Regions from separate parts of the Homo sapiens genome. Here region 1 is linked to region 2. The links are chromatin loops, found by intact Hi-C in ENCODE. Cell type or tissue: dorsolateral prefrontal cortex. All regions are shown on one strand. Links, peaks and the distances in the headings refer to the core of each region. The heading gives the core; the rest is flanking DNA. Region 1 has its middle 270 kb from the start of DAOA. Region 2 has its middle 330 kb from the start of DAOA.

Region 1 (5,389 bases), core at 261-5,260, 54 kb before region 2:
TGCTGCCCCTCTCCATGGCAACCAGCTGGAAATTGCCGCCCTTTCCCTACAAAGTTCTAAATAACTTGAGCCTCAATTTGTATTAGCCTGACCCTTAATTTTGCAGGTAATTGAAGGAGGGTATAAGTGGAAATAAGTACAGTGGCCAAGAGCCCATCCTTTGGGGATTCTGGGAGCACTGCCTGTGAGTTAGACCTGCTCCGAAAGGAGCATCACGACTCAGTGAGAGATTGCTGTCTAACAACACGCACTTGACCTTGAATTCTTTCCCAGGTGAAGCCAGGAACCTCCCTGGGCGAAACCCCAGTTTGGAGGCTCGGTTGTCCTGAATCAGTTATAACTTGGAGAAATGTCTGCAGATGTGCTTCAGGAGTCATGTTCAAGATATTTCAGAAAACATTATTTCCTCAGAGAAGGGATGAATTATTTGCTTTATACTACCAAAAAGAGAACCGTTTGCAACAGTAAAAATGAATGGACTAAATCTACATGGATCATCCCAGATAAAGGTTAGAAACCTGAAGTTGAGAGAAAGTGATTCCCAGAGGACTGCATGCAGAATAAGGCTACTTTTGTAAAGCTTAAAACTAAATAAAACTTACAAATATGTTTCCTAGCAATGCATATGTATGTGATAAAATAATTTACCAAGACAAGAGAAAGCTAAATACAAGACCCAAGATAGTAGTGACTTATGAGTGAGAGGCAGGAGATGGGGTGAGGACGAGGTAGAAAAGTTAGTGCCAATTATTACTACATTCAGTTTCTTTGGTGATGTAACAGATTTAGTTTTTATACGTTATTTTTCTTTATAAAAATACATAACATATTGGGTTTGGTATGTATTAAATATTTTATATTAATAATAAAGAAAAAATTATAGGTGATGCATATAAACACTGGTAAAGGATTTACAAAAAACAAAAATCATACATTAGCAAATTTTTTGACAAGGGGAAGTAATATTTCTAACGTTTTCTTCCATAAAATTATATATAGTTTTGGAATTTCAACTTTTAACAATTTTGCTACTTGCCACTTTTATGTTGAGATGTTCTCAGGTATATTCATGAAATTTGGGATATATGCTCTGTGTCAATGGAAATGGTACCGGAACAGAAATTGGGAAAAATAGGTTCAAGTGGGAACTTTACAATTAACTCTCTCAGTAATTTTGGTCAAGTCTCTGTAACTTCTCTGAATCTCTTTCTCAGTGAAACTAGGAATTTAATGAACTGCTCTCCGAGGTTCCTTCCAACTCTAAAATTTTATGCAAGTGTGACTCTAATTTGTTATAAACACAAATATTAGAATAATGCTGAGGAAATTGGATTGCATTGGTATTATGTTTAATGGCTTCTGAATTATTAGAAATTATGATGAAAATGCTTTTTAAACATTTATTTGGCTTCTTTCCACAAATAAACTTATAAATAAATCTGTTACATAATCTGAAAAATGAGGATAATTAATATACACATGCCAAATATCAAGGCAAGAGAAATTAAATTGTAGTTTCATTATTTTGTGGGCGCAGCAATACGTCGGAGTCAACAATGTACTGAATCAAAAATTTAAAAGTTAATGTACTTGCCTGATGTAGTAATTCACAATTTACATATGAATTGGATTCAGACCCATTTTGTTTGTTTGTTTGTTTTTCCACATACAGGAAAGAAGTATTAACAACTACAAACTGGATGTTTTTCAACAGTTCAAAAACTATTTTTTCTGTGAAAGTTTTTACATATAGCTGAAAACAACAACAAAGAGTTTTGGAAGGGGTACCCTTAAGAGAAATGACAGGAGATCAAACATCAGATTTCTCAATATTTCTGTCTGTATGTCAAGTGAAATATGGGATTCTGCTTGATTTAATTTTTGAGATTCAATGCGATAATTTGTATTCATTAAAATACCAAGAAAGCCTTGAGTATGATTGCTTGCAAGATATGTTAGAAATCACTAAGCAATGTGAAAATATAAGCAGATGAATTACCTATTAAATCTAATAATTTCCCCAGAAACAGATTTTGACAGAGTTCTGACTTTTAAGAGAACCATATTATTACTTTGCCTAGTGTAACTGTCAAATGCATGTACAATTATGAAATAATTCACAATGTTCTTTCAAATGCAGCTTTCCCATTAGCTTATATTTTTAACTTATATAAGTTGGGTTTTTTTTTCCGTAAACGAAGCCAAAATATTTCTCCTGGGAAATACTTCCATTATGTAATTTAATTGTTACATTTACATTGTATTACTGTCTGATAAATAGGCCTTTTCATTGATAAATCAAATTTACAGAGACAAATGTATAGCAATAGTAATAAGAACATTTTAGTGTAACATATTCTCTGCTTAAAGCACTCACAAGATGATATTCTCAACATATATTCTACTGCTTATCTCTTACTTCCACGGCATCTTCATTTGGACCTACTGTGTTTGAAATGTTCCAGTCATTATCCAGAATAGCATTCCTAAAAAGAAATACAATTATTTAATTGGTTAGCTATATAAACGGATCAGTCATTTCAACAATACATATATCCAAGTCGCATTTCTCTAGTCTTCATACCTATAAAGCTGCAGAATGATCTCCCGCCTTGGCCCACTGAAGATGGTCTCTTTCTTCATGTCTTCAAGCAGCAGGTGCCAGTGAATGGATATCTGGTATGAGTAATCCAGTTTTAAAGCACATTTTACTGAAAGGTTTCCTATTTGTTTTAATAAATAATGCCAAAGATATGGTTATCTACTGTGGTATAACAGACCACCCCAACATTTAGTGACTTAAAATAATAATTATTTTTTGTGTCCCCAAATCTGTACTTTGTGTAGGGCTTGGCAGGAATGGCTCATCTCTGTTCCACAAGGCATCGACTGGGGTGGCTTGGCAGGGACCGGCATTTTCATTTCCAAGGCAGCTCCCCGACACGGCTGATTAGTGCTGGCTGGCAGTGTGTTGAGATCTCAACTGCGGCTGTCATTGGGGGCCACTCTGAGGGAGGCCCCTGGATTTTTTACAGTTAAATATGTTTTCTACTACATCACTTCATTTCTTTTTCCAGAAACACTGGCAGCTAAGCTGCATTTTATTTGTTAGTTTCTTCAATAATAAATATTTCACTATTTCTTCTAATCCTTTGTTTCCACTTATTTTATTTCATTCCTCATTTTATCCCTTTTTTCTAAATTCCATTTTATTATACTTAAGGTGCTTTTAATATGGTTATCATACTCCTGATAGTGTTATTTCTTTCTTAGTCTTCTTATATAAGCGCTATACGTTCACATTCCATCTCCTTTGGTTATCTTTCCATTTCTTCACCGAACCTCTTTGCTCTCTTTTTTTATAGCTGGTTCACTCAAAATGTCTTACTTTGCCATTTTTGAAATTTATTTTCATTCTTTTATGTACTGAATAAAATTTAAAAATACTTTATCATGGTGGGAGGTACCCGTGATGTCCAAATAAGTGTTTATATTAATTGTTGGGGTTTTTTTGTTTGTGTGTTTTTTGAAAGGTTAAGAAAATCTCATTCAGAAAGTAAGTTGTTTAAAAATTCTGGACCAAATTTACCACACATCAAGCAGATACTTACCAAGTTGTTTGGTAGACATTAGCAGTATTTACTAATGTCTGCTTCTCCTTGTAAGCAAATGTATATCTATATTTACCCCTGTTACTAGGAAAGAAATCTTGTCTTTGGCAGTGGAAAACCCATGGAGGGTTTACCGGTTTCTCTCTGTACCCTTGTTGCAATGATATGGTAAGCAGAGTTGTGATAAATTGGTTTGGTCAAACAAAATTAGAGGTATCTGGCTTGCGGAGAACAGCTGCTTTGCCATATGGTCTGAGACCCACAGCAGTTCTGTGTACATGGGAAATAAACTTTTATTGTATTATGTCTATGAGAATGTGGGTTTGTTTTTTACTGTATCATGATTAATAGAGATGGGTTAATAATTTTTATACTATTTCTTTTTCCTTTGACCATTAAGAATTCCATGTGACTATGAGAATTTGCAATACAGTGCCACTCTCCTTTGCTTTCATTGATCTACGAAAACATGAAAAGCTATAATCTTTAGAATTAGTACATCCAGAACTTTTCCTGTCTCTATTCCTATCTCTTTAATTGATATTCCAGGCTCTCATGAGTCCTTGCAGTTAATCCTTTTCATGTTTGTTATTTATATTTCTTCAAACTAAAGGCTGTATTCAATGGCAAATCTATGCTTGGTTAAAGACGGAGAAGAGGAATAGAGGTGAGTCTGACTTGGGAGATCCTTTCCATGCTCCCCCTGATTATGGTACCAAAGTTGCAGCACGTCTTTCAACAGCTCCTTTGCATTGATATTTTGGGAAACAATTATTTGTTCTGCCTTCTTCCTGCCCAGTGATATATTTACACAGGTTGGTGATGACTTGCCAATATATTTCTGCTGTAGTTAAATTAATTTATCTCTAACTTTTTTTAATCTTAGTGATTTCCTAAATTTCCTGTTGTGTTACAATTTTGAATATGTGATTTTTATGGGGATAGCAGCTTTATCAACTAAAATATAAGAAAGTTAAATGAAGAGCAGCTAACTACTATCATAAACTAAAAATATTAATATAAGCTATTAAACAAAGGGCAGAAACATCTACTAAAAAGTTTATCCTACATAAGAAGTGCTTAGAGCAAAGATACAATTATAAATAAGAAGGTACTTAAGACTGTGAGTACTTTTTAAATAACTCAAAAGCTGACACAGTTGAGCAACTCATTTGTATATTTGAGAGCATCTGATAAATTAAAAAGTATCATTATATGTTAAATATGTAGATGGCTGGAAATATATATGTGTATATATATATATAGGTATATAAAGTATGCAAATATCAGCATGATATATTTCCTAAGCAAAAACTAAAACTTCATTAAGATTTTCAGGAAAATGTTACTGAGTATCTTCCATATTCCCTTTTCACTAAAACATAAGATATTTTCCATTATATAATACCAAGTGCATATCTTAAATATTATACATCTCAACTGCATTAATCTAATTTCACATGGCTATACAGAAATACACGAGACTGGGTAATTTATGAAAGAGAGCTTTGATTGACTCACAGTTCTGCAGTGCTGGAGAGGCCTCGGGAAACTTAGAATCATAACAGAAGAAAAGCAGGAGAGATGGAGTGCAAGCAAGAGAAAGGCCAGATGCTTATAAAACTATCAGATCTCCTGAGACTCACTCCCTGTCATGAGAACAGCATGGGGGAAAAGTCCTCCATAATCCAATCACCTCCCATCAGGCTTCTCCCTTGACACATGGTGATTACAATTCAAAATGAGATTGTGTGGGGACACAGAGCCATACCATACCA
Region 2 (5,389 bases), core at 261-5,260:
GTCCCTAAAATACAAAACTCACATGAAACATAACCACAATATCATTATACCTAAACATTAGCAATAATTTTTTTCATATCATAAATAATAGTGCTGAAATTTCTTAGCCTTAGTACTTTTATTCAAATAAATATGCAAAGTCCATATATTGTAATTGTTTAGTGTTCCATAACTATATTTTAGGTCCCCCATCCTAGTCTTTTTGTTTTCCATGAATTTTGTATTTTGAAGAATCAGATTGTTTGTCCTGTAGAGTTTTCAGAGTCTGCATTTTACTGATTGAAGCCCTGCCATGTCACTTAACAGTTTCAGCTGTTCCCTATATTTTTTGTAAATTGGTTGATGAAAAATGGCTTGTCTTCTAGTTTATTTTGGTTTTGGTAAAAAAATTCTTCACATGTAATAATGTTGTGTACTCATATTTAAAGAACATAACATCAGTTTCTCTTCCTTCCTTCCTTCCTTCTTTCCTTCCCTCCCTCCCTCCCTCCTTTCTTTCTTTCTCTCTCTCTTTCTCTCCTTCCTTCCTCCTTTCTTTCTTTTCTTTTCCTTCTTTTCTTTCTTTTCTTTCTTTCTCAATCTCACCCTGTCATCCAGGCTGAAGTACAGTGGCACAAATGTAGCTCACTGCAAACTCAACCTCCTGGGCTCAAGCAATATTTCTGCCTCAGCCTCCTGAGTAGCTAAGACTACAGGTGTGTGCCTGGCTTTTTTTTTTTTTTTTCTTCTTCTTCTTCTTCTTTAACGTTTTGTAGAGATGAGGTTTTACTATGTTGCCCAGGTTGGTAAATTCCTTAGCTCAGGCGATCTTCCCACCTCAGCCTTCCAAAATGCTGGATTTACAAGCATGAGCCACTGCATCCTACTCAATATCAGTTTATTTTTATGAGCTCACCAGTCATGGATGAAAACTGACTCCTGGAGAAGGGGTTAAAAAGAGAATGCAAGATGAATGTTTGACTCCTTCCTTTTCTTCTATAAGTTTTCAGAATAATGCCTTTTTTTTTCCCTAAGAGTCCTGATCCTAGGTACCAGTAGTGCTCATTCCTTTTGAGTGGGTCAGTGTTTCTAGTCATTTTCTGTGGGCCGGATGAGGGTATCTTTATTTTTTTTTTAATAAGAGATGCCATTCATCTGATTTTTATTGATAATACAGGTGTTCTCTTAAAATTTTTTCTCTCTTAATTATGTATTTATTTCTCTCATGTCAAAATTCCAGTTCCCAGTAACACAGACATTTGTTTTCATCTAAATACATACACAGTAGTCTCTGTGTGAGAATACCAGACATTGGAAGAGAGTCACTTACTGATCAGGGAGTCCTGAGCAGATCTTACCAAGGAGAGATATAAACTTCTATAGTGTAAGCTTTTGAGCTTACACTATACAATTTTGGGATTGGGAGTTAGTTATCTGTTAAAACAGTTAACAGCTTCTTTAATACATAAAGTATCTAATGCTTTTGCCGTACCCTGCTTAAAAGTTTGTAATATCAATCGGTACTGTGAATAAATTACTTACCATTCTGCATTGCAATGGATATCATGACTTGAATAGCAATAGATACATGTATTGAGATCTGTGTGAAGGGTCAAATACAAGGAAGGATTTTGTAGTACTGGACTAGAAAATATTTTATCCTAAGTGGAAACAGAACATATGGGCATGTAAGCAGCTTGAGCATGTACTTCAATTCCCTGGTAAGAAATCTCCTCTTGAAAATTTGAGTCAGATAGTCTGAAGTGTTCTGCTGGAATGAAATCAATATATGAAATTTAAAATGTTGGAGTAATCTGCACTTAGGTAACCATGCAGTGCAGTGACTTCATGGGTGCCTTCAGATTAGAACAATATAAAATTTGAGGAGCAAAAGTGCAAACATTTGAGAAATGCTCATAGTTAAGTGGTGATTGCTGAGGAGATTTAAAAGAAAGAAATACAAAATTAATCATAGAAGAAAGAAGATAATATAGTGCCAAAAAACCCACAAGAGAAATAGTTTAAGAAGTGAATAATACATTAAATAAGACAGAGAAATCAGCAATACAAGACAACTGAATTTAAAACTTAACAGATTATTTGTGACCTGACCACTGAGTAAAAATACTCAGTAAAGTGGTTGGAATGGAAACAGTATTGTTTCTCAAGGGTACAATAAAAGACAATGACTTGGAGAGGTGACTGCAAAACAGAGTGACAAGATTCTAAGTAGAGCCATAAGACTCACTGTGAAAACAAATGTCCTGCTCTATTTGGTTCTAAAATTCATTATCTGCAAAAGTTCTACAATGCTGAGGGGCCATATTTTGTTTGTATGTTTCAACTCATACTTTACCTCTGCTGCCTCACAATAGCCTGCAAAAATAGCCACTGCCCCACAATACCTTGGAAGTAGGAACTGCGCCTCACGCAGGCCGCCTACAGGACAGGGAAGCAGCTGGAGACCCATGAGATGGCTGAACCAAACAGAATCCAGACCGGGCTTGCTTTGGAAATGTGGGGCAAGAAATACCAATTAAATAAGGCAGTGAGTGGTGGGAACTAAACTAAAATGCCATCTGGTAGGTCATGGATGGAGAGAACCACGGGGCTATCGATAAGCCAAAGCTGCAAGCTGTCAGTGACTCTGTGAAGAAACCGAAAGTCAATGCGTGCAGCGAGAAGAGGGTGATTGAGGAAGTGCTGCAGCATGGCTATGGGCGATAGAAAGACTGCAGCTCTTGACTCAAGCACGGAGGGAGGAGGTGGTTTTGAAACAGCCTCGGATGCTGACAGATTGCCTTCTGTAGCTCTAAGTCCTTAAAATAACCCAACTCGGTGGCTGTGTGTGGTTTTGTTTGTTTTGTTTGACCCAAATAGCTTGGAAGACTCAGACATCTTCTGTAGTCTCGGTTCTAGCAGTGCCAGAGCTAGATGAACCTGGTAGTTTAAATTTTCAAAGGGTTGGTAAACGATGTATGGTAAGCAGGAAAGAAAGGATAATGAGCACAGTAAGAGGAACTAGGGGAAAGGTACTTTGGTGAGGCTGAAACTGCTTCAGTTCCCGCTCTGCCTCTCTCTCTCATGAATCACTATGACCTGAATAGGGAGAAAACGAACGCACATGTTGGAAATCAGGTTGAGCGGATTTCACGTCATTTCCACATAGCACCCTATCCAGTGAGAGGAAATTATCTGCCTCTTTGTGAAAGTGACAGGGATGTGCAGGCACAGTGCAATTCCTTGGGGAAGTGAGGGCAGTGTCTGCATATAGTTATCAAGCAAGAAATTGTTGAGTGTTGCGATTGCAAAGAAAAGAACAGAATTGAGAACACCCGAGTCTTTATCGATCAAGCCCCAGAATAGCAATCATGACAGGGCAGGTTATGAGTTTAGCCAGCTGTGTGAGGTAACAAGGCCTCCTACAGCTCTTCTTTTGGGAGCTTCAGTTGAGTGATAAGTCATCCTCTCTCTAGAGTAAGGCAGTAGCAGGAAACAGCTGTATGCCAATTGTAAATTCTCCCACATTTCAGTGGAGATGTAGTCCAGGTCTTACTTGCCCCTGTGGATTATCTAAGGCAACTAAAATCAATTGATGAAATTTCCTTCCCACTGGGTTAATTTTCTGGAGCTGAAAACAGCCTTCTGAAAACCAGGAATCGATTCTGTGAAGCTCTTATAAATAGGAGAGTTAATAATTTGGTAAAAGTTTCCTCTTCTTATAAAAGATATTTTCTCCTCTCTCTCTGTTTTTTTTTTTTGAGACAGAGTCTTGCTGTGTCACCCAGACTGGAGTGCAGTGGTGCGATCTCGGCTCACTGCCAGCTCTGCCTCCCGGGTTCACGCCATTCTCCTGCCTCAGCCTCCCGAGTAGCTGGGACCACAGGCGCCCGCCACCACGCCCGGCTAAGTTTTTGTATTTTTAGTAGAGACAGGGTTTCACCGTGTTAGCCAGGATGGTCTCTGTCTCCTGACCTCGTGATCCGCCCTCCTCGGCTTCCCAAAGTGCTGGGATTACAGGCATGAGCCACTGCGCCTGGCCCATAAAGGATATTTTCTCTACCTCTAAGAAACTCCATGCCTAAAACATATGAAACATCAAAAAACATCCTGGATGATATCAGAGAGAAAGAGCATCAGCAAGTGTTTGCTGGCATTAGCAGGTACTATGCTAATATATAGGCCATGGTATATGTAAAGCAAAAATAAAAGAAAGAAAAAAAGAAAGCTGATTACACAAGACCAGTATGTCCTGATGATTGCAGTTGTGTTAGGAAATCTTTTAGTTAATTCTAACATCCTTTGTTTTCTTATCTTTAGCATTTGTACTTCTGTTTTGGTGGTCATTGCAGAATTACTTTGGTATTCACTAATCACTATTAATTCATATGCAAGTAGCCATTTAAATATGTTTCCCTTTGGAATGAATATTAGCTACTATGGTTAATAAATAAAAGTAATTTTGGGGAGTTCTCTGGGACTAGGAAATTATGTAGCCTTTTACATAATTAATCTTTAAGTTCCATTGGTTGCAAGTAATGATGATCGTCTTTTGACAATTTATTGTATAGGTGTAACAAGAATTTTAGTTTTGGGAAATTCTACCCCACAAGAGATTCTTTTGAATATTCTTTCTGTAGAGTTCCAAGTAATGAAAAGAAAAACTACTGTTTATTGAACATCCATTCCATAATCTGTCTTTAAATATAGTTGTCTTTCAATGCAAATAATAAGTTTTTCTTATACATGTTTTTCAGATAATATGTAAAATATTTTTCACATTCATTCAAGGTATTTTAAGCACCAAATGACATTACTTATGGACCATTCTATTCTTCTGTTGTGTTTAATCTCAAAATAATAAGATAAGCAACTATAAATTAGTGAATACTTGCCATGACACATAGACTTTGCATATTGTAGCTTATTTAGTAGATAATAAAAATTATTTTGCATATAAAGAAACTGAGACTAGTAGAAGATAAGTAGCTTGATCAAAATCTAAGATCTCTGTCCTGCATATTCTAGTTTTGCCTCTTTGGCTCTCCTTTCTAATCTTTTTCTCCCTGTTCTGTGGCCCAGAAAGCTACCTCTATGGGTCATGTAAACTCAGCTCTTTTGTATTCTGTTTCCTGATTGGCGTCAGCCAATAGACAGCACCAACAGTCATCAGATGGTAGGAAGAGAGAGAGCAGCAAGGGTATTTATTCCTCTGCCTTCTTTCTTAACAATGCACGTTTTGGCTTTGGCTGCGTTCCTTTTAAAAGGCACAACTTCTGCTGGTCAGTCTTCTTCTACAGCTACCGGTTTCTGTGTTGCAATAAATGCTCCCTTTCTTTGCCCTTTCAGACCTGGGGCAGTAATGCCTCCATGCTTATCAACGCTAGGGTTCTTATTATTCATGGTTGGC

What was found. A loop is a pair of places that touch in the nucleus more often than their neighbours do. Peaks named below come from ENCODE experiments on the same cell type or tissue, not always from the same donor. Only the 100,000 strongest peaks of a DNase experiment are listed, where the experiment ranks them.
Region 1: it touches region 2 in a loop (2.3-fold over the local background); 3 of 110 quality-filtered maps call a loop at or near these places.

What each region holds. Positions count from the first base shown.
Region 1 is chr13:105,190,759-105,196,147 of GRCh38, reverse strand. No RefSeq gene overlaps it. Among named protein-coding and RNA genes, the nearest start is that of DAOA, 270 kb to the left of the region's middle. In dorsolateral prefrontal cortex, for the core only: no CTCF peak of the experiment used is centred there; a DNase peak (open chromatin) is centred at 2,927.
Region 2 is chr13:105,137,246-105,142,634 of GRCh38, reverse strand. No RefSeq gene overlaps it. Among named protein-coding and RNA genes, the nearest start is that of DAOA, 330 kb to the left of the region's middle. RefSeq lists enhancers at 2,375-2,784, 2,835-3,044. In dorsolateral prefrontal cortex, for the core only: a CTCF peak has its summit at 2,421; DNase peaks (open chromatin) are centred at 2,464 and 2,704; H3K4me3 peaks cover 1,539 bases; H3K27ac peaks cover 2,122 bases.